Linked DNA regions of Homo sapiens: region 2 is linked to region 1. The links are chromatin loops, found by intact Hi-C in ENCODE. Cell type or tissue: ascending aorta. All regions are shown on one strand. Each heading gives the region's core, and the rest is flanking DNA. Links, peaks and the distances in the headings are about the cores only. Region 1 overlaps MYO1E (myosin IE). Region 2 overlaps MYO1E (myosin IE).

Evidence for each region. Hi-C counts contacts between places; a loop is a spot of excess contacts. Peaks named below come from ENCODE experiments on the same cell type or tissue, not always from the same donor. Only the 100,000 strongest peaks of a DNase experiment are listed, where the experiment ranks them.
Region 2: a loop joins it to region 1, with 2.1 times the contacts of the local background. A loop is called at or near these places in 3 of 110 quality-filtered maps.

Annotation. Positions count from the first base shown.
Region 1 is chr15:59,228,180-59,243,771 of GRCh38, forward strand. It overlaps MYO1E (myosin IE), which reads right to left. Exons shown (of 28, transcript NM_004998.4): 5 at 8,406-8,493; 6 at 3,523-3,612. Among named protein-coding and RNA genes, the nearest start is that of LDHAL6B, 29 kb to the left of the region's middle. RefSeq lists an enhancer at 981-1,480. In ascending aorta, for the core only: no CTCF peak of the experiment used is centred there; no DNase peak of the experiment used is centred there; H3K27ac peaks cover 2,409 bases.
Region 2 is chr15:59,304,262-59,320,164 of GRCh38, forward strand. The region is part of intron 1 of MYO1E (myosin IE); the gene reads right to left. Among named protein-coding and RNA genes, the nearest start is that of MYO1E, 61 kb to the right of the region's middle. RefSeq lists a silencer at 1-132. In ascending aorta, for the core only: no CTCF peak of the experiment used is centred there; DNase peaks (open chromatin) are centred at 9,720 and 11,760; H3K27ac peaks cover 6,713 bases.

The DNA.
Region 1 (15,592 bases), core at 66-8,065:
GTTGTTATATTAATTATATATAGCCAGGCGCGGTGGCTCACGCCTGTAATCCCAGCACTTTGAAGGCTGAGGCAGGTGGATCACTGGAGGTCAGGAGTTCGCAACCAGCCTGGTCAACATGGTGAAACCCCATCTCTGCTAAAAATACAAAAAATTAGCTGGGCATGGTGGCGGGTGCCTGCAGTCCCAGCGAGGCAGGAGAATCGCTTGAACCTGGGAGGTGGAGGATGCAGTGAGCCGAGATCATGCCACTGAACTCCAGCCTGGGCCAGAGAGCGAGACTCTGTCCAAAAACCAAAATAAAATGAATCAAAATTATATATATAATTATTATAACAATTATTATATATATTTCATATGTATATTTAAATTGGTTTTTTTTTCTCACTAGAACTTAATTTGTCTCCTGTGCTTAGAAACTTAAGCACCCTCAGAGGCCAGAAGGGTAAATACGGATAAAGGAAAAGAGGGAGTGGTGTGGTCTATGGTCAAACTGGAGAAGATGCCCAGCCTCATCGCATTCACATTTAATAACATAAAAATGTGTATGCTGACTAAATCCACCCATCTCAGGGATGAATTCAGCTGGGTTTTATGTCTGTGACTGGAGCTGTAAACTCATTAAGGGCAAGAAAAGTACTGTGCACACTGCAAATGTGTGAGTACATGCCGTGTTCCTGTTCGTAATTATTCTAGGTGTCAAGAAAGACCACCGAAGGCGGCCAGCCTCTAACTGTCTATGTGTCTTAATCTGATGATTCTTTTCCTCCAGGCAAAAAACAAAAACACCCAGCAGCACCAGGCACAGAGAACCACCAGCCATCGCTCTGCGGAATGTCAGTGGCACCTGAGAAAAGCTCACTGAAAGAGAGCTCCCGTGCTTCCTTTGGCGGCCACCTTCACCACCCTTTCCTTTTGGCATGTGATAGAGGGAATACTTCAGTGCCTGTCCCCCATTCCTCAACAGTTGAGGGAAAATGAAACCAAACAGAACATCTGACCCAGGAAGGGCAGGTGTTGGACAGGCAAGCTCCCAAGTCCTCCTAGCAGCAGTGCTCAACCTTGGATGCCCCTTAGAAACACCTGGGGAGCCTTTCCAACATGCTGTCAGCCCAGGCCACGCACATCAGACTCTAGGACCAGGGCCCGGAGCTGTGTGGTTTTCAAAAAGCACCCAGCTGATTTTTATGTGTGGTCAAGGTTGAGAACCACTGCTCTAACATAATAAAATGCATATGCATGGCTCATAATTGTCATATAAAAGTTAAAATTTCTAACAAAAGGTTAACATATTTAGGACTGCTGTATAGCAGCCTGGGGGGGATGACAGGAAATTTTATAAAGGGAATAAAAGGTTGCATTTGCATTTTGATAATGAAATGAAAAGAAGTTTCACCTCGACTCTTGGTAATGATTTATTTCCTAAGCTGGGTGCCAGATACATAGATGTTCATTGCATTGTTTTTAAATCGTGTTTGAAGTATTTCGTAATACATTCTTTAACTTGAAAAGATTTGTAAGTGTTAAATATATACATTCTTATGCTTCATAATACCTGTGCATTTTTTAAAGTGAAATTACTCATAATTCTACCCTGATGCCACTTCTTCATTCTCTTGCTAAATAATTACTGTCATAGATGTCAAACTTTGATTTACATACCTCTTAGTTACCTTTCATATAATGTGCACATTAAAAAAAAACAAGAACATATTGTAAATATTGTTCTGTAATCTGTTTTTTTAATTTAACAATATATTATGAATATCTTTTAAAATAAGTAGTTATTTAAGCAGGAAGCTTATGTAATTTATTCTAAAAGTATTGTTGGGCAAAGATAATGAACGATTAAAATTTTAATAACAATTGCCCAATCACTTTCCTGGAAGAATGTGTCAGTTCTCAACCAATAGCGTGTTTTCTCGATTATTATCAATCAACTTAATGTTTGCCCATTTGAGAGACAGAAAATTATATGTGGTTTTCATTTACATTTCTCTCATCCATGATGGTGAATAGTGAGAGAGAGAGAGACAGTGTGTGTTTGTGTGTGTGTGTGTGTGTGTGTGTGTGTGCAGGTGAATGTGTGTCTGAATTGTCTCTTCCAATCTTTCTATCAGGGTTGTATAAAATTTTGCAATTAGAAAAATAATAAATGTTGAGTGTTTTTGTTATTTACAGAAACTGATATATCCTCCAAATATAATGAATAATTTATATTGCAAAAATCAATGAAAATATCAATTTAATTGTTTTTTTTTTCTGGTCTCCAAGGAATCCAAGACAGGGGAAAAGGTAAATAAAGAGTTAAATTTGGTCAAGTCCATTTTTATAAGATTTAGATTGAAAATTAATTCAAGTGGAAAATTTGTTTAATTCTTCTTTCCTATTTTATTATCTGGAAAACTTCTTCAGGATAACACAACTCAGGCATTGGGCCCAAATATGAGAGACAAACAAATGAGTAGTTTGAATAATATTGGAAAGCAAAGAAAGTAAGGGCAAGTCTAACAGATAGAACCCACCAGGGAACTTGACAGTTATTATATGAGCACATAGTAAAAATTCTCTTGGAAATAGAAGCTTCTTTCCAAAATAGACAGTGGAAAAGAAAATTGTTTTTCTCCAAAATTCCCACTTATTTATTTTAAAACGTTCCAGAATCAGCCTCACAGATGGCTCCGTGAATGCTTTAGTGCCAGACATGATCTATGGTTGAAATAAGATGCAAAATCTATATAAATCAAGGTTACTGGATAAACATTTGTTTCTTTGTAAATGTGGCTTTTGTCAAGGGGAACATATTCATATTCAGCCTTGCCAGCTTTCCTATTTACCCCCTCTGGAGACACCCAGACAGAAACATGACTAAATGAGCATTCATAACAATGCACTTGGTTGACATTTTCATTACCAGTTAGGTAAGCCAGTTAAGAGGCAACCTGTGAGGCCAGGTCCAGTCACTTTGGGATGTCGTTAGGTTACATGAGTAGGGCATAAGACAGATGCACAAAGCCAGAGGGCTGCGGTGGGCAGGCAGCTCGCTCTGAGGGATGGAGAGGAGGAAGTTTCTCTCCAAGGTGCCAGATCAGTCTAACTCTGTGCACCCTTCAGAGTCTATGGACCAAGTTCTAAGAAGCAAAACCACTGCCAGTGGGAAATGATACCTGGGATACCCCTCTACTCTAGTTATTTCTTGGTCTGGGAAAGAAGGTCTTTTCTCTAGGGCATAAAGACAACTCCTCCAAGGCCAAAGCTGCCACTTTCATCATTTATTTTCCTTAGTAAGGCAACTGATGTGGAAAATGATTTTCAAAATTATCTTGTTTGTATCCCCGGGGCGCAAAAAAAGGCAAACTGCAGCTTGGCGGCATGCTGCTATAGAAAATGAAGGAAAGATCGAAGAGGTGGCCTCCTGATGATATGTGAAAGGCTCCCATTTCCTGTGGGATACTAGACTTCAGTCAGAAGCATCAACATCATCAATCAAGCGACACTCTCTGAAACAGGGAAGGGACTTACAAATCGGCTGGAGTTGTTGTTCCGGACGGTCTTGGCGTTCCCGAAGGCCTCCAGCAGCGGGTTGGACTGCAGGATAATGTCCTTCACGTGCTGTCCCAGCAAATAGACCGGAGGTTAGGAAGGTGTGAACACCTACCACACAGTGTACGCCAAACTTTCTCTAAGGACCTGGTTTCTGAATGCATTAAGGTGAGGGGCCCCACACCCGTGTGTCACTGGTGGGGTTTCTGGAGGATTTATTCTTTCACCATGACAGACCTCAACCTGTTTGTGTATTTGGGTCTTCCAATTCCCATGGCTTGATGCAGAGTCCCCAGGAGCCAGGGCCCCACTGTCAATCAGGAACTATTCATACAAACGTTCTCAGTGTCCAAATTGATTGCTGCAACTTCACCAAAAGTGAAGTGGTACCTGAAGGGGCGTGTCCTTGCTGTTCTGGCCAGGGTCTTTCTTCTCACTACCCCTTCCCAACTACTCTACCAACCCATCTCATCCCATCTCCACCTGCTTCACTGCAAGTTACCTTAAGGAAAATTAATCCACTTCTCCTCCCCAAACAAGGTTATGGAAATATAGCCTGGTGTTTCTCAAACTTTAATATTCATGAATCACCTGGGGATCTTGTCAAAATGCAGATGTGGACTTAGTAGGTTGGGGTAGGCCCAAGAATCTGCATTTGTAGCCAGCTCCCTGGTGTTGCTGGTTTTGCCAGCACTGATACACACTTTAAGCAGCAAGGGTCAACAGTGGATCGTGTGGAACGAGTCCTGGCCTGGGGGGAAGGATTTGTTTTTCAAACATCCCAGTTCTATGCAGAAGTGTGCAAAACACACCATAGACATGAGACAGCTCAATAGATAGAATTTGATGTTGGAGAAGTCTTTCAACAAGTGAGTCATTCCTTGTACTTCTAATTATTCACATGCTATGGTTAAACATGTTCCAGAAATAACAAGTCTTCTGGCTTGTGCTCTTTAGCTACTGACTAATTCCAAGCCAAGGGCTCTGTATCATTGTCCTCATAGGAAAACAGGAAGAGAAAAATCAACATTAACTGTCTGCAGTCTGGCTACTAGGTCGTAGGGGTGTAGCAAAGAGGAGTAAATTAATGAACTACTAACTGACTATGTAACAGCCAAAGTGTTACAAAGGGTGTAACAGGCACCCTCCTGAACATTCAGAAGAGAAACTGCCATGAGAAATGAGAACTGGGCTTTCATTGTGACGAGGGAATCATCCTTAGCCATGGCACCAAGGGCAATTCTGGGTGGTCCTTTCATGGGTCAGTTTCAAAGCTTAGAAACATACTCCCAACCTGCCTACTCTCTTTTAAAAACTCATGGATTTATATAAACTCTGCTTTTCTTTGTAAAATCTATTTTGAGTTTGTGGATCTTCATTAACTCTTTCTATCTTTTTTTTTGCTGGCCAGACATGCCCATACCACTTAACAAAACTCAGCTTCTCTCAGGAAGAGAACAAAAGCCAGAATCTTCTTCTATCTTTTCCCTTTTTAAATTACAGTGTTTAAAATGAGAATCTTTATGTATCCATTCATCCATCCATCCGTCCGTCCATATGTATTCATCAACAATCGGTGATGTTCAACAGAATTTTGTGGCATGTGGCGGGCATATTAGGGAAAAGAGAAAGAGCAAACTGAGGTAAAAGAGTAGCCCATCGGCCGGGCGCGGTGGCTCACGCCTGTAATCCCAGCACTTTGGGAAGCCAAGGCGGGCGGATCATGAGGTCAACAGATCAAGACCATCCTGGCCAGCATGGTGAAACCCCATCTCTACTAAAAATACAAAAATTAGCTGGGCATAGTGGTGCACGCCTGTAGTCCCAGCTACTCGGGAGGCTGAGGCAGGAGAATCGCTTGAACCCAGAAGACAGAGGTTGCAGTGAGCTGAGATCGCACCACTGCACTCCAGCCTGGCGACAGAGCGAGACTCCGTCTAAAAAAAAAAAAAAAAAAAAAAAAGGCAGCAAAACAGCATCCTGGATTCTTGTCTCCATGTCAACCCTCTCAGGATCCAGTACAATCACAGGAATAGAGAAAAGCAAGTGGACTGAACCACATGAACCTAGGTTCTATAGCTGCCCTTACTGTCCAATAGGGAAGCCATAAGCTACCCCAACTGAGGTGTAACTGTAGAATACACACTGTATTTCAAAGACTTAGTACCAAAAAAAAAAAATCTCATTAATTTTGTTATATTAATTATATAATAAAATCTTTTTTTACATATTGGGTTAAATAATACTGTTTTAAAAAGTAATTTCCTTTTTCTCTTTTTACTTCTTTTAACATGGCTACTAGAAAATTTAGAATTACACATATGGCTTGCTTCATCTTTCTACTGCACAGAGCTGCTCTCCATCTTCCTTTCATTCAGAGAAAGAGGCCACTTTAAGGACCCTTCACTCTGCAACCTTAGTTTGCTCTTTCTCTTTTCCCTGATATGCTCACCACATGCCACAAAATTCTGTTGGACATCACTGATCACTGATGGATGGATGGATGGATGGATGGATGGATGGGTGCATGGATGGATGGGTGCATGGATGGATGGATGCACGGATGGATGGATGGATGGATCCATAAATATTCTCAGTTTTAAAGTCTGTAATTAAAGAAGGGAAGAGATAGAGAAGATTCTGTCCTTTGTTCTCTCCCTGACAGAAGCTGTCGTTAAATGGTATAGGCACGTCTGGCCCGCAAACAAAAGATAGAAAGAGTTGATCCACAAACTCAAAGGAGGAATGTTTGGCTCTACCTTAAGCTTTCTGATCTACCAGTACATGATAGAACACTATTTAATTAATAGAAAGGGGCCAGACATGGTGGCTCATGCCTGTAATCCCAGCTCTTTGGGAGGCCCAGGTGGGTGGATCGCTTCAGCTCAGGAGTTTGAGACCAGCCTGGGCAATGTGGTGAAACCCTGTCCCTACCAAAAACAAACAAAAATTAGCCAGGCATGGTGGCACACACCTGTGGTCCCAGCTACTTGGGAGGTTGAGGTGGAAGGGAATGCATAAGCCCAGGAGCAGGAGGCTACAGTGAGCTGAGATCATGCCACTGCACTTCAGCCTGGGTGACAGAGTGAGACCCCATCTCAAAAAAAAAAAAAAAAAAAAGGGAACCACAATAAAGAGAATTTTATGTGTCTTTTGAAAGTCTACAGCTGACCATGGCAATAACATTACATAATTCTGATTTAAAAAACTAATCTTTGGAAGGAATTCTGTCACCAGCGGTGCATACTGGTGATGAGCGCCAAGCTTGGGCTGCCCCTTATGGACCTTAGCTCGCCATCACCCTCATCCATGGCTCTGGGGAGCAGGCTTTACTCATTCCTGCCAATGCTGATTTTAATTTTCACCTCTTGAGTATCCTCATTCTCTGGATCTTTTCTCTTTCCCAACACTCCTTTACACTCTTTAATCTCTCTTTTTTCCTTCTCTTAAATCCTTTCTCTGTCTACGTCCTTTAAAATTTTTATAAGTTTCTTGAATTGGCAAGTGGTTCACATAGCTCAAACCATGCAAGTTTCTAAAGGGTATACAGGAAGGGTAGGCCCTTCTCCCAACCTCCCAGCTCCCCTCCCTCAAGACAACCATTGTTGACAGTTTCTTGTGTATACTTCGAGGGATATGTGATAACATACCCAAACAAATACAAATGTGCACTCTCTTTTGATCCCTCAAATGGCAGCATATATTACAAACAATGTTCTGAACCTTGTCTTTTGTAATTAATGATACATCTTGGAGACCATTCTCTATCAGTACAATCGGTACATGAAGCCTCATTTTTATTGCTGTATAATATTCTATTATATAAAGAACCACAAATTATTTCACCAGTTGCCTAGTGATGAACACTTAAGTTGTTTCCAGTCTTTTGCATTACCAAAATTGACAGAAATAACTTTATACATGTATTATTTTGTATACATTTCAGCATATCTAAAGAATAAATTCTTTTCAGCAGAACTGCTGAGTCGAATGGCATACATGTGTAAGTTTAACAGATTTTGCTGAAATGTTCTTCATTAAAATGTACTAGTTCATCTCCTACCAGCAATGTATGAGAACAACTGTGTCCCTACTTCCTACCAATCAAGCGTTTAAAACATGGTAAGATTCTGGCCAATCTGATAGGCAAAAAATAGTTTTCTAATGCAGTTTTAATTTGCATTTTTCTTCTTATCATGATGGTGAACATACTTTCATGTTTTGTGAGTAATTTATATTTCCTTTTCTATGAGTTGTCTTTCATGTCCTTTGTTTATTTTCCTTTTGGGCTGCTGATCTTTTTATTGATTTGTAGGAGTTCATTATATATTAGGCACATCTACCTTAAAATATGCTATTCCTTAATCCCAGCACTTTGGGAGGCCGAGGAGGGCAGATCACCTGAGGTCAGGAGTTCGAGACCAGACTGGCCAACATAGTGAAACCCCCGTCTCTACTAAAAATACAAAAATTAGCTGGGCATGGTGGGGCACACCTGTAATCCCAGCTACTCAGGAGGCTGAGGCAGGAGAATCTCTTGAACCCGGGAGGCAGAGGTTGTGGTGAGCCGAGATCGCGCCACTGCACTACTCCAGCCTGGGCAACAGAGCAAGACTCTGTCTCAAAAAAGAAAAAAAAAAAATATATACACACACACACACACACACACACACACACACACACACACACACACACACAAACACACATACATATGCTATTCCTTTCCATTCCAGATTTCAAGTTTCACAGTTATAGAAGAACCAGTGTCTTTTCTGTGGAAGAAAAATTCTTTTCTAACAGCAAATGGAGCCTCTTACATTTCCCATAACATAAGGTATCATAATGGGCCACTGCCCACTCACCTGGACTTTGGTCCCTCCTCCAGACACTCTGGAGATGTAGCTCATGATATATTTGGCAGCCACTGTTTTTCCAGCACCACTTTCACCACTAAAGAAAGACAGACAAAGAATCCACCTGAGAAGTGGATTGCGACCAGCTCCCTTCCTTGTCTCCCCCATCACACAAAACAAACAAACAAACAAAAAAACAAAAAAAACAGGCAGAAAAGAATTTTTTTTTTTAAGTACAATACCAGTAGAGAAAGGCAAGTTACAGCAGGATTAGGTCGCCCATGTGACCCGTGTGAGCCGGATTAACATGGTGTGGATAATTACCACTGTGCACACCACTGACCATTAAGCATTTTACATGCCCAATAATGGGGGATATGATTAGGAAAATTATGGAGTATCACAAGGGTGGAATTCTACATAAATTACAACTGACATGAAGACTGTAAACACAGGAAACAAGCAAATGAAATCATGTTAAGTGAAATAAGTCATTCAAGTTATATACAAAACATGATTACAATTTTTTTTTCTTAAAAAAAAGACTGGAACTACCACAAAATATTAACAAAGGCTTTGGTCAAGCCAGAGACTAGAGAAACTTGTTTTAATTCATTAGTTTTCAAACATTTTATAATGCATATGCTATTTTTGTAATTTAAAAAAAGAAAAGAAAAAGTGGGCACTCTGAGGTTTCAAACCATGTGCCTTGAATTGATGCAAGCTTCCTTATTTTAGAAGTTCTAAAATTAAACCTTGAAGCAATATTAATCACATCCGGAGTAACAAAGGCCACCTTCCGCTGGGTAGCCTTCCTGCATGGGGAGAGCCTTTTGTTAATAATATATAGTCTGCTCTTCAAAATCCCCATTCTTCCTACAAAATCCCCCTGAATTGATAATGACCTCAATTCAAAACATGCTTAAGTCAGTCAGATTTTTCATCTTTCTATTGGTACCCTTTGTGTTACCAGGATAGAATTAAAGAACCCCATATCATATAAAATGATGGTGGGAGTTAGTATGAAAAATGCAGACTGCTACAAGTTCATAGGACAATATTTTTGTTCGCGCTTCGCGATAAAAAATTTTAGGGCGCAGAGCAAATGTTCTTCTATGAATATCCAGCCCAAATTAATTGTTATCGATTGCTGAGTTACTCAAGGAAAGAGAAAACATTTGCTTGGGGAACAACCAAGCAAGGTGACACTCCTATTCCCAAAAGGAAACTGAAATTTGAAATAATTTTACATTTCAAAACAAAACAAAAGAAACAAATGAACAGAGAATTGAGCTGGCCATATAGCGAAACTCAGAACTTTGCTGAATTTCCTTGAACTAATAATACGGTTTTAAAGAAATTATGGGGAGGCGGGAACCATCCTCTGTTCAGAGCTCATGACCTGCAAAAGTCTGAACCCACCTATGCAAGTCACTCACCATCCTAGTGCTATGCTCCTGGCTTCCTGGTCACATGAATAAGAAAACCAAACTGAAATTTCGTAAGCTACAGTAGCAAGTAGAAAACCAGCAAGCCTGGGACGAGGTGTCACACTCTTCCAGAGGACATGCTTACTCACAGGCAGCAACTAGGTCGGGCAAATTCAACTCCATGGGGAAATTATCTTTTCAAATGGTTGACATACTCAGATGATGTATTTACTAGATCCAGGGTCAACACACACACTCTCTCATTGGAATTACACGGTTTGGCAACAATGAAACTCCATTTTAGAAGTTGTAAACAATGTAAACATTCAAGAATATTGGAAAGTCCAAGCTTACAATGGCACAACCACCCAATATAATACTGCACAGGCATTTGAAGTACTTACAAAGAGTATGTAGCAACATAAAGATAATGCAGCCTAAGTTAAGTGGTAATGTGAATAGAAGATACTATATTTATAACAAGTTTACAACTATGTGAAAATAATGTATGGGCAAAAACAAATTGACAAGGAAAAAGAAATATTCCTTACTTGTTAGGAGGCTGGTATAGGAATGGTTTTTTTGAAATGGAGTCTCACTTTGTCACCCAGGCTGGAGTGCAGTGGCACAATCTTGGCTCACTGCAATCTCTACCTCCTAGGTTCAAATGATTCTCCTGCCTCAGCCTCCCAAGTATCTGGGATTACAGGTGTGCACCACCATGCCTAGCTAATTTTTTAATTTTTAGTAGAGACGGGGTTTCACCATGTTAGCCAGACTGGTCCCAACTCCTGACCCCAGGTGATCCGCCTGCCTTGGCCTCCCAAAGTGCTGGGATTACAGGTGTGAGCCACGACACCTGGCTCTTTTTCCTTTTCATGTGCTTTCTCATAATTTTCTATTTTTTTTAGATTTTTATGCCGGGTACAATGGCTCGTGCCTGTAATCCTAGCACTTTGGGAGGCCAAGGTGGACGGATCATTTGAGGTCAGGAGTTCGAGACCAGCCTGGCCAACATGGTGAATCCCCGTCTCTACTAAAAATACAAAAACTAGCTGGGCGTGATGGCAGGTGCCTGTAATCCCAGCTACTCAGGAGGCTGAGGCAGGAGAATCTCTTGAACCCGGGAGGCAGAGGTTGCATTGAGCCAAGATTGTGCCACTGCACTCCATCCTGGGCAACAAGAATGAAACTGTGTCAAAAAATATATATATATATATTTTTTTTATTTTTTAAAATTTGTGTATTTCAGATTTTTTAAAACAGCTTTTCCAGAGAAAAGGGAGGGATCACACCTCACAATAATCACCACTGATCAATTTCATTACATTATTATTATTCAACTTCCTACATATCACCATAAGTATGTATATTTTCCTTAAGTTTACACTGTCACATTTAAACTTTACTAGAACAAGCTGGGAAAGAGAGAGAGAGCAAGCGTGAGCAAACCCTATAAGAATTATAAAATAATATATATAAAGGGGAATTTATTAAATTTAAAAAAGAATTATAAAAGGACAGTAATCCCAGTAATCCTCCCACTGTGTCTTTGGTTAATACTGTATTCAGACATGAAATATTTTGTCTCTTTTGTTGGAAACAAAAGCAAGTAATAATAATGGAAAGTAGCTCTTTTAATATATCAAAATAAGTATACCAGTTCCAAAAATAGGATATCTGCATTCTCAGCAACTATGATCTTTTCCAGCAGACTTAAAATAATTAGTTCTCACTAAACATTGATCGGAATTTTCATTACTTGGTTTCAATTTACAGACACTTAAGAAGAATTTTTATTGATCAGAGGCTGGTGAGTTGGTCAAAATATGGTACAATAATGGAATGTTACAGAATGACTTGAAACCTACAGTATATGCAACCATAATTATGCTGGCCTGTTTGGGATGAGAACATATTGTTTCTTCTCCGGCACTAAAACCCAAGTTAAAAGAAAGTGAAGGTCTTAGACAAAATAATATATCCCAAATTATTTACTTTGCATCTCACAGCAGTTATTGTACAGCAATTTGCTTTGTTTACGCTTCCAGGCAGCCCGTCCTAATTTAATTGACTTATAAAATGGACACACACACACAAATACTCTAGAAATTAGGAAAATATCCCAGTGGTTCCCAAATCTGGCAGTCTATCAGAATCGTCAGAGTACTTTTTAATTGCCCATGTCTGGGCCCGTCTTCTGACCTGCTGGATCCCAGTCTCCAGGGACAGAGTCTAGGAATAGGAATTTCTAACAAACTCCCTAGTTCTTGTATAGCCAGCTGGGAACAAGCCAAGCAATTTTAAATCAAAGTCATAACAGACTTTATAGGAAATATTAATTCAAATAGGAAGTATTGTAGAGTGTGTGTCTGTGTGTGGGGGGGGTCTGTGTACTAACTATAGAAATGGAAACATACGGTAAAATATCAACGAAATGGAAAGAATGTTCTGGGGAAAAAAAGCCATTTACAATGGTATAATCCAAGGACCATAATTATTTTTCTGAGAAAGGTTATTCCTCACTTAAAAGTCAATAGTATTTTCTATTCACTTCAACTTATTCAGCAAATGTAAAAATATTTCAGTTCTTTTTTATTTTGATTTTTTGAGATATTCCCTAAAATAAGTAGGATCCGCTGTTACCACTGTTGGACGACTCACCAATGCACCCCCATCCCCCATTTCTGATCTAAAAATCTCTCTCCTGGCTCTGTACCACAGGAACTGGTGTTCCCTTGTAACTGGCTGAATCAACGTAATTGAAATATCACTTTTCCAACTTTTTGTTTGTGGTTTAAAAAGGACAAACACTTAAAACAAAAATGATGTCTACTTTTGTTCATGCAACACACACTGTCTAACAACCCCCTCTGCCCCAGTGTGTTAAGCCGAAGGCCAGAATGAGATGTGGCTCCTGTCAGAGAAGAGCTCACTCACTGTCTTACAGGGAAGTCGAGTATACAAAGGCTATTAATAACACAGTGGAGATGTGGGTATGGCTTTAGGGATTTGGGGGTGGCAGCTATCCCTGATCAGAAGATTACTAAACGAAGTCACAACTAGTTACATCTCAATAAGGACAATCAAATCAGCCAGGTGTGTTGCGTGTGTGTATGTGTACTTGTGTGTATACATGTCAGGGGCTGGGATGAAGCCTGAGCCATACATAAGAGGCAAAAATTCTGTGGGGTACACATGAAGGGAACCATGGGTAGTTAAACAGGACTTGAGGAGACAGTGGCTCACACCTGTAATCTCAGCAATGTGGGAGGCCACGGGAGTTGGAGAACCAGCCTTAGCAAACAGCAAGATCTCGTTTCTTAAAAAGAACAAAAACAAAACCCCAAAACACAAAAGAAACAACAACTATAATAATAAAACAAATAAAAATAAAAACAATTGGCTGGGTGCAGTGGCTCACGCCTATAATCCCAGCACTTTGGGAGGCCAAGGCGGGTGGATCACCTTAAGTCAGGAGTTCAAGAGCAGCAAGAGCAGCCTGGCCGACATGGTAAAACCCCGTCTCTACTAAAAACACAAAAAAATTAGCCAGGTGTGGTGGCATGCGCCTGTAGTCCCAGCTGCTCAAGAGATCCGAGGCAGGAGAATCACTTGAACCTAGGGGACAGAGGTTGCAGTGAGCTGAGACTGCACGACTGCACTCCAGCCTCGGTGACAGAGCAAGACTCCATCTCAAAAATAAATAGATAAATAAATAAAAATAAAAATAAAAATTTTTAAATAAAAACAATTAAAAATAATTAGCTGGGTGTGGTAGTGTGCTCCTGTGGTCCTAGTTACTTTGGAGGCTGAGGTGGGAGGATTGTTTGAGTCCAGGAGGTTGAGGCTGCAGTGAGCTATTGTTGAGCTACTGCACTCCAGCCTGGGTAACAAAGTGAGATCCTGTCTCTAAAAAATAAAATAAAATAAAATAAAATAAACAAGTAAATAAATAATAGGCCTTGACTGTGATGTGGGAAGCTGGGAGGGGTAGGGAGTGGAGCTGGAAGGCAGTGCAGAGATCCAAGACAGTGACCTTGGGTTCAGGTTTGGGGATGCACCAAGGGTTCTGGCCTGTGCCATTTCGTGCTACATTTTATATAGACTCTAGACTTCCATTTTCTCAAGGCAGCATACCGACAAACTTGCCTTTACCTATACAGAACAACTGATATATTATTTACTTAGTTTTCAAAATTGACACACTTTTTGTTGGTCTCTGAATACTATTCTTCAATAAAAAGAACAAGGGCTGCTTTGGGAAATGACCAATGCCAGGGCTGGAGTGGGGAAAATTCAAACTGGGCGTGGAACATATAACTGTGCCAAAAGGTAAGGAAATGTACAGTGACTGGTGTGGACGTGTCAAGCATATAAGAGCCAGCTGGAAGGGGTTCCCACTGGCCAAATCAAAATAAGTAATGATAATAATGGATTACGATCCTTTGAATAAAATAGGAAGCCATAATTCCATAGTGCCATACGAAAGTAAACGAGTCAATCAGTAAATAGGAGAGAAAGGAAAGCTCTTCCTCACAGTGGAATACCAACTAATAAATGTGGAAGGAATGATGGAAACAGATATATCACCATTTGGCAGCCATCATACAGGTGTCCAGGAGTCATTAATGGATGCTAAGGCTGGTAGGTGGAGGTTTGGATGTGGAGAAGGATGTTGTCATGATCTGAGAATATATCCCCACAAAATACACATCCTAAAAGAAAATAAAATTAATTTAATGAGAAGAAACCTAGCAGATGCCTACAGAACCAGGTGATCAAGAGCCCTGCATTGTTTCTATGGTAGTCCAGCCTAGAATGCATGACCTGAGCCTGGTCACGAGGAAATGGGTAGACTCAGCCTGAAGTCATCCCACAAAATTTAATGCCTGAACTCTTTAAAGCTGTAAAGGGCAAAAAACATGGCAAACACAGAGAACAAGATAGAAAAGTCAGAGAGGTACACAGAGAAGCAGGAAGATGCATGTGGCTTCATGGGGGCCAACGGAGTTGGGATTAACCATGTCAATGTGTCAGGGAGATAAACAAGACAGTGGAAATTCCCACTGGACTTATTTAATTAGACCCTGCTTTTTTTTTTTTTTTTCAAATATAGAGAGATATAGTATTGAACACAACTCTTATTTCAAAAGGTATAACCCAAGGATTAAAAATATAGTGATAGTTTTTAAAAACCAATTTTTGTAATTCTAGAGTTATAAAAGATGAACGCAGTTGTTCATCTATTAAAACATAGTCTAGACGATGAGAAATAACATCAATTCCAAAGGAGGCTTGAAAGGAACACACTGAAATATTGTGGCTATGATAATTGGAGGTACGATGTGTTCATTGTGTGTATCATGCATGTCAGAGACTGTTATAAGTGCTTTACATGTGTCAATCACTTGGTCCACATAAGAGTCCTGTGTGGTAGGTGCTTTTATAATCTCCATTATTTGAAGTGAGAAAAGGTAAGAAACTTGCTGAAGGACACTTAGCTAGTGAGTGGAAGAGCTAGAAAAGGAGGTGAGAGAGTCTGTGTCAGGGGCAAGAGCTCTACTGCTCAGAGGACGGTAAACCTTTAAGACCCTCATATGGGTTGACTAGTCAATAAAAATCAACAAGGTTTCACAAAGGAACCCCATGAACAGCACAGTTCATAGTATCAGCAAACTTTTAGCTACTCCTGAGTCTTTACTGATACACACCCATTTAAGCAAGCCTTCTGCCAACAACATTTATTACCTCACGCAGAGTTGG
Region 2 (15,903 bases), core at 4,739-12,738, 81 kb after region 1:
CGTGAGCCACTGCGGCCCGCCTATTTTCTTTTTCTATATGAGAAAGGTGAAGGTCAGGTACGTGGCCAAGGTCACATATAAAGCAAAAGGCAGGGCTGGGTTCCTACGCTACTGTTTCAGTTGGCTTCTTTCCATCTCTTCACAAAACTGAGATGATGGTAACCTTGGATTAACTGGAGCTGAAATATGTGCTAGAATTTCCCTTTAGACCTCCAAAGCCCAGTGAAATTTTTATAGGTGCTACTAGAAAAAGGGGCTTTCTTCTAATTATTTAGGTATGACACAAAATAAATCATGTCATCTTTGCCTTCTTTTTCCTCATTTCAAATGGATGTTGCATCATGGATTCAGCATAACTTTTTTTTCAAGGGGGCTCTGCTGAAACTATGCTCTGTTGCATCCTTAGCCCGTGATCTGGTTAGGGCAGAAATGCCCGGGAATCAGGCTCTTGGTTCAAATTACCCTCCCTAGTACAGATCAAGCGGGACCTAAGACTGCAAAAGTATTTACTGTTGTCAATTAAGCTACAAAATAAGCTATTCATTGACCTTGGCTCAAATCAAATCCTAGAAAATGGAACTTGTCTTTACCCTGTCATAATCAAAATTATGGGTCCTACAGGAAACTTTTTTGTGTCTGTGCTCAGAAAAAAATATGAAGTGGCTTTGCTTTGTCTCTATTTACCATGGTTTCACCATGACCTTGTCCAAGGTCAGTGCTCTGTGAGTCGGCTTATGGCCAACAGGAAGACAACATGGCCGAGCTGTGAGCACCTGACCAGCGTCGAGCAACACTGTGAACGAGTGGTGTATAGCGTCCACTGTCACCAGTTCCTGGAGGTCAGGGCTTGCTTTTTTCTTTCTCAAACAACTGCCTCTAAGCAGCCTTCATATCTAGCAGAATGTCAAAGAAGATCATTCCACAATTTATTTATTATTTATTTATCTATCGAGATGGGGTTTCACTCTGTCGCCCAGGTTGGAGGGCAGTGGCATGATCTCAGCTCACTGCAACCTCTGCCTCCCGGGATCAAGCAATCCTCCCACCTCGGCCTTCTGAGTAGTTGGGACTACAAGCACACACCACCATGCCCGGCTAATTTTTTGTATTTTTAGTAGAGATGGAGTTTTGCCATGTTGCCCAGGCTGGTCTCGAACTCCTGAGCTCAAGTGATCCGCCCACCTCAGCCTCCCAAAGTGCTAGGATTACAGCCATGAGCCACCACGCCCAGCCTATTCCACAGTAACTTAAATGAAACTTCTACTTAGAGAAACGAAAAATACAGCCAGTATTAAACTGCCCCTTGAACTCCCCAGCAGATGAGATAAACCCTGAGTCACAACTTTCTTGCCTGACTTGTCTCTTCCTCTATTCAGATTTCCTCCCATCTGAACAACTGGCTCATGGACAGACAGAGGCTGACCTGTGGCAGCAATTGTGAGCTGTGCTTCCTTTCCTTGAGTTATAAAATCTCGGGCTTTTTATTGGACACACAGTTACCCAGAATAAAAAATTCATTCCCAGCCTACCATGTAGTTTAGATGTGGCCGTGTGACATAAGTGGAAGGGGTGTATTCAAGTTCTAGGACATTCAAAATTAGGAGGTCTTGATCAGAGCTTCACTGGGGGCCCATAAGGATGAGGACAGACCAAGGCCATACCCTAAGGATGGCAGAGCAGGAAAACCAGACAACTGCAGAGCTACACAGCAGCCTTGAACTCCCTCCATCCAGAATGTTAAGTGGGAGAGAAATAAACACATGCCACAGTAACAACCAATAAAACTCCCTCGTAATTACAGCTGCATATTCTCAGGTGGGCATTTTTCTATTTAAATGCGATAAAATTAAATTCAACCCCAGAAGTTTTTCTATGGCACCAGGTTTACACAAATCATTTGCAATTAAATCCCTTTGCAATATGTTAGTGCTCACTTCTCAGAATCCAAAATAAGGGAAAAAATCTGTTGTAGATTATTACATGTACATTATTATAGATTACCTGATTGTATATTTCTGTGCTCACTAATTGTTTTATGAGTATATTTATGGTCTTTTCCATTACATAGAATATTTCTAGTTTTCACCTTTTTGTCTTACTCTTTCTTTCTCAATAGCCTAGGGCACATTAATGAAAGCATAAAAGATACTGAACGAATATATGTTTTAATGAGCATTTAAAGACTCTATAATGTAATCATATTTTAACATTTCTCCTTCATTCACTCACTCCTCATCCTCGTCTGAGATACTCAGGTTGTGGATGGAGGAAAATATATGCCTCAGCTAAATGGCAAATTGCCATGGGGTTGCTCCACAGGTTGGCAAAACCTCAAATGCTAAATTTGTGAGTGCCAAGGATTTAAATATATAAAATGCCTTTATTTGTGAAAGGTCTCAAAGGACTTTGCTCATTGTTGATTCATCATATCCCTTAGGTTTGCAAAACCATTTGCAATTTACAAAGTACTTTCACACTCATCATCTCAGTCCTTGGAGTCAGGCTGGATATTAGGGACTGACACGTTATCAACAAGGAGCCAAGATGGTGAGGCACGCCTGGTGCTCATGCTCATGAGTTGCTCATGATGTCATTCATCTCAAAAACCTGGTGTGTGAATGGCCCTTTGGGTTATTTTCCTGGTCTCCCTGTTATGAGCAGCGTTGCAGCAAGCGTTCTCATTCCTGTATCTTTGCAGCCTTGAGCTAATACTTCTGTGGGATGGACTTCAAAGTGGAACCGCTGGTCAGAGACTTGAGAACGGGATGCAAGCATATAGAAAGAGGCACTGGGAAAGTCTTCCTGGCAGGAAAATGAAGGAGAGCACCAAAGCATGAAGTACAGGAGGCAGGCCTAACGAGATCATCATTTCCAGCTTTTATTTAACTGAAAATGTAGGCTATTGCTTCCCAGCTTCAGAGTGAAACTAAGTCCAAGGGGACATCACCCAGGGAGCTGCTGGTATGGCCTGGGCATTGGAACTCTCCGGGCATCTCCAGTGGCACATGAGCATAGGCTACCTCACCAGATCCCTCAGCAGCTGCACCAACACCCTGGGCCCGGGGAGGATGAGGTTCCGCACAGTCGTTTTCTATTGGAAGGAGAACACGCAGGAGCTTTGGCTTACAGACAACAGCAGCTGGGCAGCTGGGGCTGGCCACCATGGGAAAGGGACAGAGCAAGAACCAGATTCTGTCAACTTTAATCTACGTTAATCCTGCTTATAATTCTGACATTTCCTTCCCACCTTCACTCTCAGGGTTTGCTTCATAGACTCTAAGACCCCTAATCTAGCTATTTGGGTGAGTATATTATTTGTAAATGATTCCAATGAGTTTAGTTTTTGTTTTTGGTTTTGGTTTTTTTAAGACGGAGTTTCGCTCTTGTTGCCCAGGCTGGAGTGCAACGGCGCGATCTTGGCTCACGGCAACCTCTGCCTCCAGGGTTCAAGCCATTCTCCTGTCTCAGCCTCCCGAGTAGCTGGGATTATAGGCATGCACCACTATGGCCGGCTAACTTTCTATCTTTAGTAGAGGTGGGGTTTCTCCATGTTGGTCAGGCTGGTCTTGAACTCCTGACCTCAGGCGATCCACCCGCCTCAGCCTCCCAAAGTGCTGGGATTACAGGCGTGAGCCACCACGCCTGGCTCCAGTGAGTTTAAAACAAATCCTTGGGGCTGGCGCGGTGGCTCACGCCTGTAATCCCAGCACTTGGGGAGGCCAAGGTGAGCGGATCACTTGAGGTCAGGAGTTCAAGGCCATCCTGGCCAACATGGTGAAACCCTGTCTCTATTAAAAAACAAAAAACAAAAATTAGCCGGATGTGGTGGCATGCATCTGTAGTCCCAGCTACTCGGGAGGCTGAGGCATGAGAATCACCTGAACCCAGGAGGCAGAGGTTGCAGTAAGCCAAGATCATGCCACTGCACTCCAGCTTGGGTGACAGAGTGAGACTCTGTCTCAAAAAAAAAAAAAAAAAAAAAAAAAAAAATAGGCTGGGCATGGTGGCTCACACCTGTAATCCCAGCACTTTGGGAGGCTGAGGGGGGCAGATCGCCTGAGGTCAGGAGTTCGAGACCAGCATGGCCAACATGGTGAAACCTCATCTCTACTAAAAATACAAACATTAGGCTGGGCACAATGGCTCACGCCTGTAATCCCAGCACTTTGGGAGGCCAAGGCGGGTGGATCACCTGAGGTCAGCAGTTCGAAACCAGCCTGGCCAACATAGCAAAACCCCGTCTCTACTAAAAATACAAAAATTAGCCAGGTGTGGGGGCCCACACCTGTAATCCCAGCTACATGGGAGGCTGAGGCAGGAGAATCACTTGAACCCGGGAGGTGGAGGTTGCAGTGAGCCGACATTGCACCACTGCTCTCCAGCCTGGGTGACAGAGCAAGACACCATCTCAAAAAAAAAAAAAAAAAATTAGCTGGGCATGGTGGCAGGTGCCCCTAATCCCAGCTACTCGGGAGGCTGAGGCAGAAGAATTGCTTGAACCCAGGAGACGGAGGTCACAGTGAGCGGTAATTGTGCCATTGCACTTCAACCTGGTGACAAGAGCAAAACTCCATCTCAAAAAAAAAAAATCCTCTAGAGGGATTTGTTTATTATTTATTTATTATATATTTATATTTTAGCCCCAGAGAGGCAGAATTGCAGAAAGAGCTCTGGGCCTCAGAGAGTCAGAAAACCTGTTCGATTAGCTGGGCTTGGTGACGCATGCCTGTGGTCCCAGCTACTTGGGAGGCTGAGGTGGGAGGATAGCTTGAGCCTGGGAGTTCGGAAGCTACAGTAAGCCATGATCACACCACTGCACTCCAGCCTGGGTGACAGAGTGAGACCTTGTCTCTAAAAATAAATTAAAAGAAAAAAACCTGGAAGAAAGAAGAGAAGGAAGATTGATGGGGAGGGAGAAAAGGGATGATTGTGTACTATGCACTAGCTCTGAGCCCGGCACCTTACATACATTAACTGATGTCTATCCTCAGAGTAATGCTACAAGAATGGTGTTGCTGCTCCATTTACTGAAAACAAAATGAAGCTTCCATAAGTTAAGTGTCTCCTCACAATACTACAACCCCCAAAAAAGCAACTAAAACAACAACAACAACAAACAGGACTTGAATTTTCTGACTTGTCAAAGGATTTTCCATTGTTCCAAGATTGCTGTGTAAACTAAACAGATGCAAAAACTGTTTACTAAATGCTACTGAAGAATAACAGGACATCATGATGGTGATGCCATGACCTGCAACACAGGTTCACTAAGAATTTTTGAGTCTCCCTGGAGGTCAGCCAGCTGTGTATTCTCAGGCTGGACGACGGCCCTAGAACCGCCTTGTGAGAAGTCCACTCAGTATGGCAGTAGCTGCCATTCCCTGAGACATCTACACTCCGTTTAGAGAAATCTTCCCAGAAAGGCCAAATGTGTGTCTTTCTGCCTTTAAAATATCTTTATTCACATGCATTTCTAAGGTTGCCCTTCGGTTTCTTCCATATCATTTTCACCTTTTTACCCTTCTTGGCAGCACATAAAGCATAACTTAAGTGGGTAGAGACAAAGAGAAGCTTGTCTGGATAGGCCTTCGTATATACTGATAGGGATTATATACCCCACCCACCACATTTGTAAATAGGCTAAGAATCACCCTTGATCCTTCCTCCCACTACATCAGATCTTAGTGGTTCTCCTTCAGACCCACCCCTCGACTACTCCCCTTTCCTCTCTGTTCTCACAGCCACTGCCTTACTTAAGGTCCCCTTATTTCTCACCTGCAATAGCGCCCTAACTCGTCTTTTTGGTCAGTTCTCCACAGCCTGCTGCTTAGGTCCTGTGCACCTTCCCTTCATAATTACTTAAGTGAGCTGCTAGTATTACTTACTCTAGGTCCAGGCAGCTTCCTAGCGCTCACGAAGAACACATGACACTGCCAAGTTGACCAGCTTGAGTGTGGCAGCAAACCCACTGCCCCCTTGAGTCCTAAAATGATAAGGTGCAGCGAAGTGTGTATCTGTTGTGGGTTGCACTGTGTTGCCTCCAAAAAAGACATGTTGAAGTCCTAGGCCACAGTATCTGTGAATGTGACCTAATTTGGAAATAGTCTTTGCGGATAGAATCAAGTTAAGACGAAGTCAGCAAAGCGGGCCTTAATCCAAGATAACTCACGTCCTTAAAGAAGAGAAGAGACACAGAAACAGACACAGGGAGAAGGTCATGTGATGATGGAGGCAGAGATTGGGGCGACACAGCCACAAGCCAAGGAATGCCAAGGCTGGCCAGCAACACTAGAAGCTGAGCAAAAGCATGGAACAGAATCTCCCCAACCTTCGGAAGGAGCGTGGTCCTGATGCCCATGCTGATTTTGAATCCTAGCCTTCGGAATTGTGAGAACACATTTCTGTTGTTTTAAGCCACCAGTTCATAGCAATTTGTTAAGGCAGCCCTAGGAAATGAATTATAGTATCTAAAGAAAGGTGGGAAGGGCTGACCACCAAGATGAAACAAGCCTTCGTGCCCAAATTCCTCTGCTTCACCAAGTTGCCTTTGGTAGTTTCGTATATATACTCTGTAAGAAGCTAGTGGTCTCAGAATTATGGTTCTAAAGAACAAATGTGATTTTGTTAAAAACCTCCACTTTCTGTAGGACAAATTCCAAGCAAGCCCTTAGTGTGCCATGTAAGCCCTCTCAAGTCTGGCCCCAACCTGCCTGTCCCACGTACTCATGTACTCATGATCATCTTCCCCCTCCACTTCCCTGCCTGCATGCTGACCTCCAGCCATCACTCTGCCCTGGAGTCCAGCAACTGATTCTCATGCACAGTAGACAACAGGCATGGTCAAGGCAACCATCCAGGGTGGCCCTGGATGTCCATCATAACGAGCAAAACCACAAGGTCCTTACTCTAGAACAGCAGTCTCCAACGTTTTTGACACCAGGGACAGGTTTTGTGGAAGACAATTTTTCCATGACAGTCATAGGAGTGGAACGGTTTCAGGTTGAAACCGTTCCACCTCACATCATCAGGCATTAGATTCTAATAAGGAACACGTCACCTAGGTCCCTCACATGCGCAGTTCATAACAGGGTTCGGGCTCCTATGAGAATCTAATGCCGCCACTGATCTGACAGGAGGCAGAGCTCAGACAGTAATGCTCACTCATGCATGCTTACTTCCTGCTGTGCATCCCAGTTCCTAACAGGCCACGGACCGTATTGCCCAGGGGTTGGGGACCCCTGCTCTAGAAGACCAGAAGTTTGGGCAGTTCTGAAGCAGGCAGAAGGACCTGCAGCTTTGGGCACAGAAATCACATGAGTTTACCATATAAGAACCATAAAGCTTAATTTGGTGGGTATCTCTGGCACTATATATCAGGCAAGCCCAGTTGGTGTTATAGGCAACGTTATGATTTAAACGTGTCTTCCAAAGTTCATGTGCTGAAAACTCAATCCCCAATGCGACAGTGCTGAAGGTAGAAAAAGGGGGAACCTTTAAGAAGTGACTAGGTCATGAGGACTCTGCCCTCATAAATAAATGGATGCTGTTATTGTGGGAGTGGGTTTGTTTTAAAAGTGAGTGTGGCCCTGTCTTGCTATCTCTCACACACTTTCTCACTCTTTCTCGTGCACGCACTTGCCATATGTTGCTTTCTGCCGTGTTGAAGCAGCAAGAAGGCCCTCACTAGATGCAGCCCCTCGATCATGAACTTCCCAGCCTCCAGGACCAGGAGAAATAAAATTCCTTTTCATTATAAATTACCCAGTCTGTGGTATTCAGCTATAGCAAACCAAATGGACTACAACACTCAGCAATATATTTTCTCTCTTAATTCACTTTGAACTTTCATCACAAAATAAATAATTGAGTCCTGTGCTTGGCTCTGTGCTAAGTTCAAGAACACACATAAGAGCATCTAAGGGATGATCGTGTTCACAAATCAAATCAGTTCAGTCTAGTTGGGAAAACAATTATCATGCATCAATCTGAGCATACTACAAGGCAACAAAAGAAATTTTAGGGTTTCATTTTTACAACTGAAAGAGTTCAGAGAAGAGAAAAGATCGTGTGCACTAATCAGGAAAGGTTCCGTGGAGGAACAGGAACTTGGGCCGAGCCTGGAGGAAGCAGAGGACTCAGCCACTGGGACGAGGGGGACTTTCCAGGGACAACACAAATGAAGAAACAGAAGCATAAAGGAGCAGCTGTCACTACTGCTGTGAAAAACCTTGCGTTTAGAGCACCATTCTTTGTTTTTTAAGAGACAGAATCTTGCTCCGTCACCCTGGCTGTTACAATGGCATCATAGCTCCCTGCAGCTTCAAACTCCTGGGCTCAAGCGATCCTCCTGCCTCAGCCTCCCAAAGTGCTGGGATTAGGCGAGAACACCATCCTTGATCATGCTAGTTCACAAAATGGGGCCCCCAAACCAGCAGCATCAGCAACACCAGGAAACTTGTTAGAAATACAAAGTCTTGGCTGGGCGCAGTGGCTCATGCCTTGTAATCCCAGCACTTTGGGAAGCCGAGGCAGGTAGATCATGAGGTCTGGAGATCGAGACCATCTGGCTAACACAATGAAACCCCGACTCTACTAAAAATAATAATAATAATAATAATAATACAAAAAATTAGCCGGGCATGGTGGCATGCCACCTGTAGTCACAGCTAATCAGGAAGCTGAGGCAGGAGAGTCGCTTGAACCCGGGAGGCGGAGATCACGCCATTGCACTGCAACATCTTGGGCCCCACCCTAAACCTGCTAAATGAGATGCTCTGGGCATGGGGGTGGGGCCCAGCAATCTGTGCTTTAACAAGTCCTCCCGTAGATTCTGGTGCTGGCTAAGGCTTTTGAGAACCACTGCTTTAGTGAGAAGACTTATAAATAAGTTTGTAATTATCTATTCCTACAGAAGAAACATTGAAATCATCTCCAACTAGATTTCATTTAGCTCTTGATATAACCCAAATGGGGGTCCACATGAAGGGAGAGTCAGTATATGGACATATGTATCCCCCAACACACACACAGACCAAATCAGCCACCTGACTGCCAGGAAGCAACTGTTAATACGCATCTGAAGGATATTTGGAAAAATTCATTATTTAAGGAAGCAACACAGGTCTGATGTCATGGTTCTATGGGACAAGAAATCTTCTGTACTAACGATAAAGTGACTTAATTGTGGTTATCTAGGACCCTGAAATAATAATGGGAGTACAGATGCAACTACCCCACCCCCGCCCCACCTCCAACACTCCATCATCTTTCAGTGATCATTCTGTGGCATGTTCTCCTATCTCCTATGCTCACATCCTAGAGATGAGGGTACATGCTCTTTTATTTCAAGCTCTTGTTTCTGAGAACCTCCAGCAATTCCCAACTTCCACCATTCCTGCCAAATGAAGGCTGGATTTATTTTGATTTGTGTTGGCTCTGTAGCCCCTTGTTAAGTAAACTAGGACTCTGTGTCTGGCCAATGCATTCACGAAGAGAAAAATAGAAGGAATCAAAGTGAATTATAGGGAGAGAGGGAGGGGGAAGTTCCCTGGAAGTCTAAAAGTAGGAACCAAGGATGGTATTTTTGGCTTGGGACTTTCTGTACCACATGAAATTATGAGAATGACTTAATTGCTCCTGTGCATTCGAAACCTGAGAGAGACCATAATGGCTGGGTTACGCCCAGACTGACTGGAACAGGAGTTAGACAGCGTGGCCTCCTGCCAGCTAAACCTGCTCTGCAAACACAAGTGACTGCATCATTCATGCTTTCAGGCCTGGGCTGAGTCTGATGATGGCCGGTGTTGCTTTTCTTCCTCAATCTCCCTGGACTAGACAGGGCAGAGTATGTTACAGAGGACTGTCATTTTAGGGGTAGCCAGAGGGGCAGAGGTGGGCTCCAGAATCCTTTCTCTACCTCGCTATGTGCACTTAGGCAGCCACTTAAACCATTCTGTGCACCCTAGTTTCCCCATCCCCTGAATATGAATGACAACTCTGTGCCTTAACTATTTCACACAATGCTGGAGAGAATAAACTTGAGAAAACAGATTCAAAGAACTTCTGGGAAGTGAAGATTGTTATACTATTGATAGTTATTCCTGGACTCTCTTGTTTTCACACAGTGTCTTTTGCATCCCTCCTTCCCACATACTGTGAGGGATACCTATTGAGTTGCCTGCCCTGATTCCCTCTCTGCAGGAGGTAGCAGCCATGATGGTTAATGCCACCCTGCCACCTGGTCACAGGAGAAGGCCTCTGACCCAAGCCAGACCAAGTGATCTCACTCCCAGAAATGGTATAATGGAAAGATTTAGGGACTGAGTGGTCAGTGGCTTAGGCTCATTATACAACCCAGTGATTTTCACTCCGGGGCAGCTCTGCTCCCCAGAGGACATTTGGCAGAATATGGATTCATTCTTGGTGGTCAGACTGAGGAGGGGGTACTACTGGTATCTAGTGAGTGGATACCAGGGATGTAGCTAAACATCCTCCTATGCACAGGACAAACCTCCACAACAAATAACTCTCTGGCCTAAAATGTCAGCAGTGTCAATGTTGTAAAACCCTGGCTTAGGTGACTGCTGGAGGTAGAGGGGCTGAGGAGGAGGCAGCTTCCATCTAGCTCCAGCCAATTGTTACCACAGGCGGGGTGGCAGGAGGAATGAGGCCTCAAGGTTGCCTGGTCTGATTTTTCTAGAGAAGCTGGAAATCTGGATTTCCATGAGTAACCTTTTGATTTTTAAGCACCAGCTCAATTTTTAATAAACGTATGGGCCAAATAAATACATCTCCAGGCCTCATGGAGCCTGGGGGCCACCAGCTTACAGCTTCTGATGGGGAGAGGAGACCCAAAGTCTCCTTTACTTGAGCTTTTTGAAGCTATCTGGCTTCTCCCCTTCCTTGGATGTTGTGAGGCAACAGACCATGATTTTTTTAAGTAAGTTCTCTGTGTTGCCTAAACAATAGCTTCCATTACATGTGCCCCCAAAAGCCTTAACTAGTACACAACTCCTACCTGTTTCTCTCCCACTCACTTCTTTGGCTACATGTTTTGACCTGATTGCCATCCCCATCCACGTAAAACATTTTAATCTCAGAACTGGAAGGGGTCTTACGAAAGGTCTACTAGTTAGGGTGGGCGGGGGAGAGTATTAGGAAAAATAGCTAATGCATGCTGGGCTTAATACCTAGGTGATGGGTTGATAGGTGAAGCAAACCACTATGGCACACGTTTACCTATGTAACAAACCTGTACATCTTGCACATGTACCCTAGAACTAAAAATTAAAAAAAAAAAAAAAAAGTCTAGTTCTGATCTGCCAAGAAATAACACTGGGTAAGTTACTTAACCTCTCTGTGCCTCAGTTTCCTCATTTGTAAAACAGACATGATACTTATATCACTTCATCAGACTGTGAGGAAGATTGAATGAGCTCTTGTATGTGCAATGATTAGTTAAAATGATCACATTAACCTCTTCCTTGAATTCTTTGCCTTTGGAAATAATGCCCCAATGCTGCTGCTGTTGCTGTTAATAAAAATATTAAAATAAGCACACTTAGATTAAGATTGGTGTTTATATTTGTCTGAGGCTTAGCATAAAAACTTGCAAAGGTGGAATTAGAGCACTAACTTGAACTTTCTCAGTGACAAATAAGCTGCGATCCATCAGCTTACTCAGACACGTTTTTGTAACATTTTGTAGACACTGAGGAATACTTTTGCACTGAGGCACCCGTGGGCCAACAAGTACCAGAGTGGTTTGGCTCGTGGTGATTCTGAGAAGGAGCCTGAGCAGCAGGAGACAGAGCAAGTAAGGAAAGGGCAGCTGTCAAACCATCAAACCTCCACTTGCAAAAACCGAAAAAGCATACAAGAAATTCTTGGGCCAGAGTGCAACAATCTCTCACCATCTGAAGAATTTAGTGTATCCAGGTTTATGGCTAATCTAACCTGTCACAAGGGCTGTGGCTTTCTTTGCTGAAGCCAAATCATTCTGGCCTGAATTCTTGCCAATACCACTTGACCCTCATAAAAGTCCTTGACAGCAGAGTGGATGCCATTTTTCCCTTGGCTTTGAAAAGCTTCCTTGCCGGCACCCATTACAAAGAGAATAGGGTCTGCTCTCCAGACTGGAGGCCAAAATGCTAATTAACTCATACCCAAGTCTGCCAAAAAAATTTGTGGGCAGCACTCTTTCTTCCCAGCAGTCACTATTATAGCAGTATTATAGAGAGAAGAGAAAGAAAGAAAACGAATGGAAATGAATAAAAGCCAGAAAGAATTCTGATATTAAGACCAAATAACTGCATACGCTTTTTTACATTTGTCTTTCCTACATTATTTATTTTTTATTTTTCGGAAGTCTGATCACTTCTTGCCCATATAAACTGGTCTTTCAATTATAAAATTTATCTTGTCATGTACGGATTAGACATCAATCCTCTTGCTTTCCATAGCGAACTTCACAGAGGATTTATGTGAGGTCTACAGGATCCGTTAGCAAGTCTTTCAAAATATTTCTATGAAAACACTGTGCTTTGTAAGGAAGATATCATACAAAGCAAATAATGCAACTATAGCAGGGAAATAAATCTGGAATCCACCCAAGTACCTGTGAAAGTTGGTATTAGTAAGATACCACTCCTAAATGTAAATAACTTCCCATGGTCTTATCAGCAGCAGAGCTAAATAAGATGCTCTTATTTAGTAACCTCAGTAGCCCAGGAATAATCTAGAGTATTAAGTTGTCTTCTTGCTAGGAATAGCTTCCTCCCTAGGCAGAGAAAAAAGTTCACCTGATGTTTGTATATGCCAAAAGGGGCATGTACATTCCAATCTTTATCCGTCTATCTATCATCCATCCATCTACTCGATAAATATTGAATGCCAATTAATGGTCCAGATACTTTGCTATAAGTTGGCAGATAGAGATGAACAAGGCACACACATTACCTGCCCTCATAGAGCTTACAGTCCAATAAGGCAAACACAGAAGTAAACAAGCAATGCTAACAGTCTGATAAGAGCTGTGTATGCTAAGACATACCCTTTTCTCCCTCCTCCCTAAAGAAACCTGGAACAAGGTGCCAAAAGCTGGTAACTAAGTAGAATTTAATCTGGCATGAGTCATGATAACATGTAGGATGCTTAGGGTAAACTCTAAACTCACAATCACTAAGGGCAACGCAACAGAGAAAGTGATTTGGGAAGACAGCAGCAACAAGAGACCTCCATAAAGAAGGCTCTTGTGGTAGCATATGCAAGATGACCACTCAGGCCAAACCTAGTATGACTATACAAACTGTTATCAGAGGGGCAGTGCTGATAGTTTCAGTTTCAGGACTGCCCCATATTAGTGTGAAAGTCTGGGTACAGGTGGAATTTCTGTTCTTCGGAACAGTAAACCCTGTGTAAGAAAGGGAGGCAGAACTGGGGGACAGATTTAGGAGAACAAATTTTCTGGCTTGTCAGGGCCTAGGGGTGCTAAAGATGAGCAATGGAAGAAGAGATGGAGAGAATGCTGGTGTGACAGAGCGAGGGCGTGAAACAGTCAGGAACTTTTCTAAGTCCTTCATGTGGGCTAATTCAATATTTACAATTGAGCTACATAACCTCATAAGGCAGGCACAATTATTGTCACTTCCATTCTACAGATGTGGAAACTGAGGTAGAAGGTTATGAAATTTGTTTCAAGGTAGCTAGTAAGTCATAGAGCCAGAATTCAAACGCATTCAGCCTGGTTCTCTAGTTCAGTGGGGCAGAAGAGTTTAGATCTGCCTAAACAGTAAATGGGGAGTCACTGAGGATATTTAATCAAGACACTGTGTAATTACAATTGCGATTTCATGAGTGCATGTGGTCACCACATGTAGGACGAACCAGAGGGGAAATGGAAGATAAATGGCATTTAATGAATGCCTCTGGTATACCCAGGCCTCTCCAGCCATTATCTTACAATCCTACCTCATTACCCAACAATCACTCTAGAAGAGGCAGACATGGAGGTCCCATCTTCCTAGTGCTGGAACTAAGTCTCGAAATGCTTCAATGTCTTGCCCATACACTCCTGTATGCAATAGAATTGAGCCCAACGGAGACTACCATGAAAGCCCCTGCTTTTCCCACCACACTGTCCTGGAAATGCTAGACACAACAAACTAGGTAGTGGTTTTTATAATTGTCAAAGCAAGTGGTCATGAGAACTGGAGGACTAAAGGATGGTAGACTTGATAACTGATCAGACATGAAAATCATACAAGAGATTAAAACCAAAAAACAAAAAAGATTTCAAAATTATTAGTCTAGAAGACTTGCATTGCCAGTCATAGACATTTGGAAGTTACAAAAGAGGAAGATGTTTTTGTTTTACTGCAGTTTGGGGGTAGAGAGTAGTAGAAGCCTACCAGAATGTTGACTAAAAATACTAACATTTATTGAGTACTTACTGTTTGCCAGGCAGTGTACTAAGGACTTCACGTGCACCAATTAATTTAATCCTCACAAAACTCTTTGAGACAGATGTTGTTATTATCCCCATTTTAAAGATGAGGAAAATGAGAAAGTCACTCAAGATTACACGAAGAGTAAATTGCAAAGCTGGACTTGAACCCAGGTCTATCTGACTTCCTGTCTTATAGAAACTGGGCATTTTAAGCCTCAGAGAAGACATGACAGTGGGTTAAGAAGACTTGCATGACTGGCTCATGCTAGAGAAGCAGAACCAGTATGAATGGGTAAGTGTCATTTTAAAATATATTTTAGTGGCTGGGTGTGGTGGCTCATGCCTGTAATCCTAGCACTTTGGGAGGTCAAGGCAGGTGGATCACTTGAGGTCAGGAGTTTGAAACCAGCCTGGCCAACATGGTGAAACCCCATCTTTACCAAAAATACAAAAAAAAGCCTGGCATGGTGACAGGCACCTGTAATCCCAGCTACTTGGGAGGCTGAGGCAGGAGAACTGCTTGAACCCAGAAGCCGGAGGTTGCAGTGAGCTGAGATCGTGCCACTGCACTCTAGCCTGGGCAACAGAGCAAGTCTCCATCTGAAAAAACGAAAAAAAGAAAATTTAGTTCAAACATGAAGTTTCTGTAATAACTTTTCTGTATTCTACCTTGAAAAGAAAATAAATGCATATTTTATAATTATTATAAAATAATGCAATTGCCCTGACATTTCTAGTAAGTTTAGCTGCTCAAAAATAAGCAGGCTTGGAAGTTTTAGCCAGAGCTATCAGGCAAGAGAAAGAAAGAAAAGGCACCAAGATAGGAAAAGAAGTCAAACTACCTTTTTTTTTTTTTTTTTTTTTTTTTTTTTTTGGCTGATGTTATGATTCTGCACCTAAAAAACCCCAGAGACAGCCAGGCACGGGGGTTCATGCCTGTGATCCCAGCACTTTGAGAGGCCGAGGCATGCGGATCACCTGAGGTCAGGAGTTTGAGACCAGCCTGACCAATATGGATAAACCCTATCTCTACTAAAAATAAAAAATTAGCCGGGCATGGGGGCATATGCCTGTAATCCCAGCTACTCAGGAGGTTGAGGCAGGAGAATCACTTGAACACAGAGGCAGAGGTTGCAGTGAGCCGAGACCATGCCATTGCACTCCAGCCTGGGCAACAAGAGCAAAACTCCGTCTCAAAGCAAACAAACAAACAAAGAAAGAAACACCCTAGAGACTCCTCCACCTCGAACTGACAAGTGACTTCAGTGAAGTTCACGATACAATATCAGCATACAGAAATCAGTAGCATTTCTATACACCAATGACATTCAAGTTGTGAGCCAAATCAAGAATGCAATCCCATTGACAATAGCAAAAAAACTAAAATACTTAGGAATACATCTAACCAAGGAGGTGAAAGACAACTATAAGAACTACAAAACACTGTTGAAAGAAAT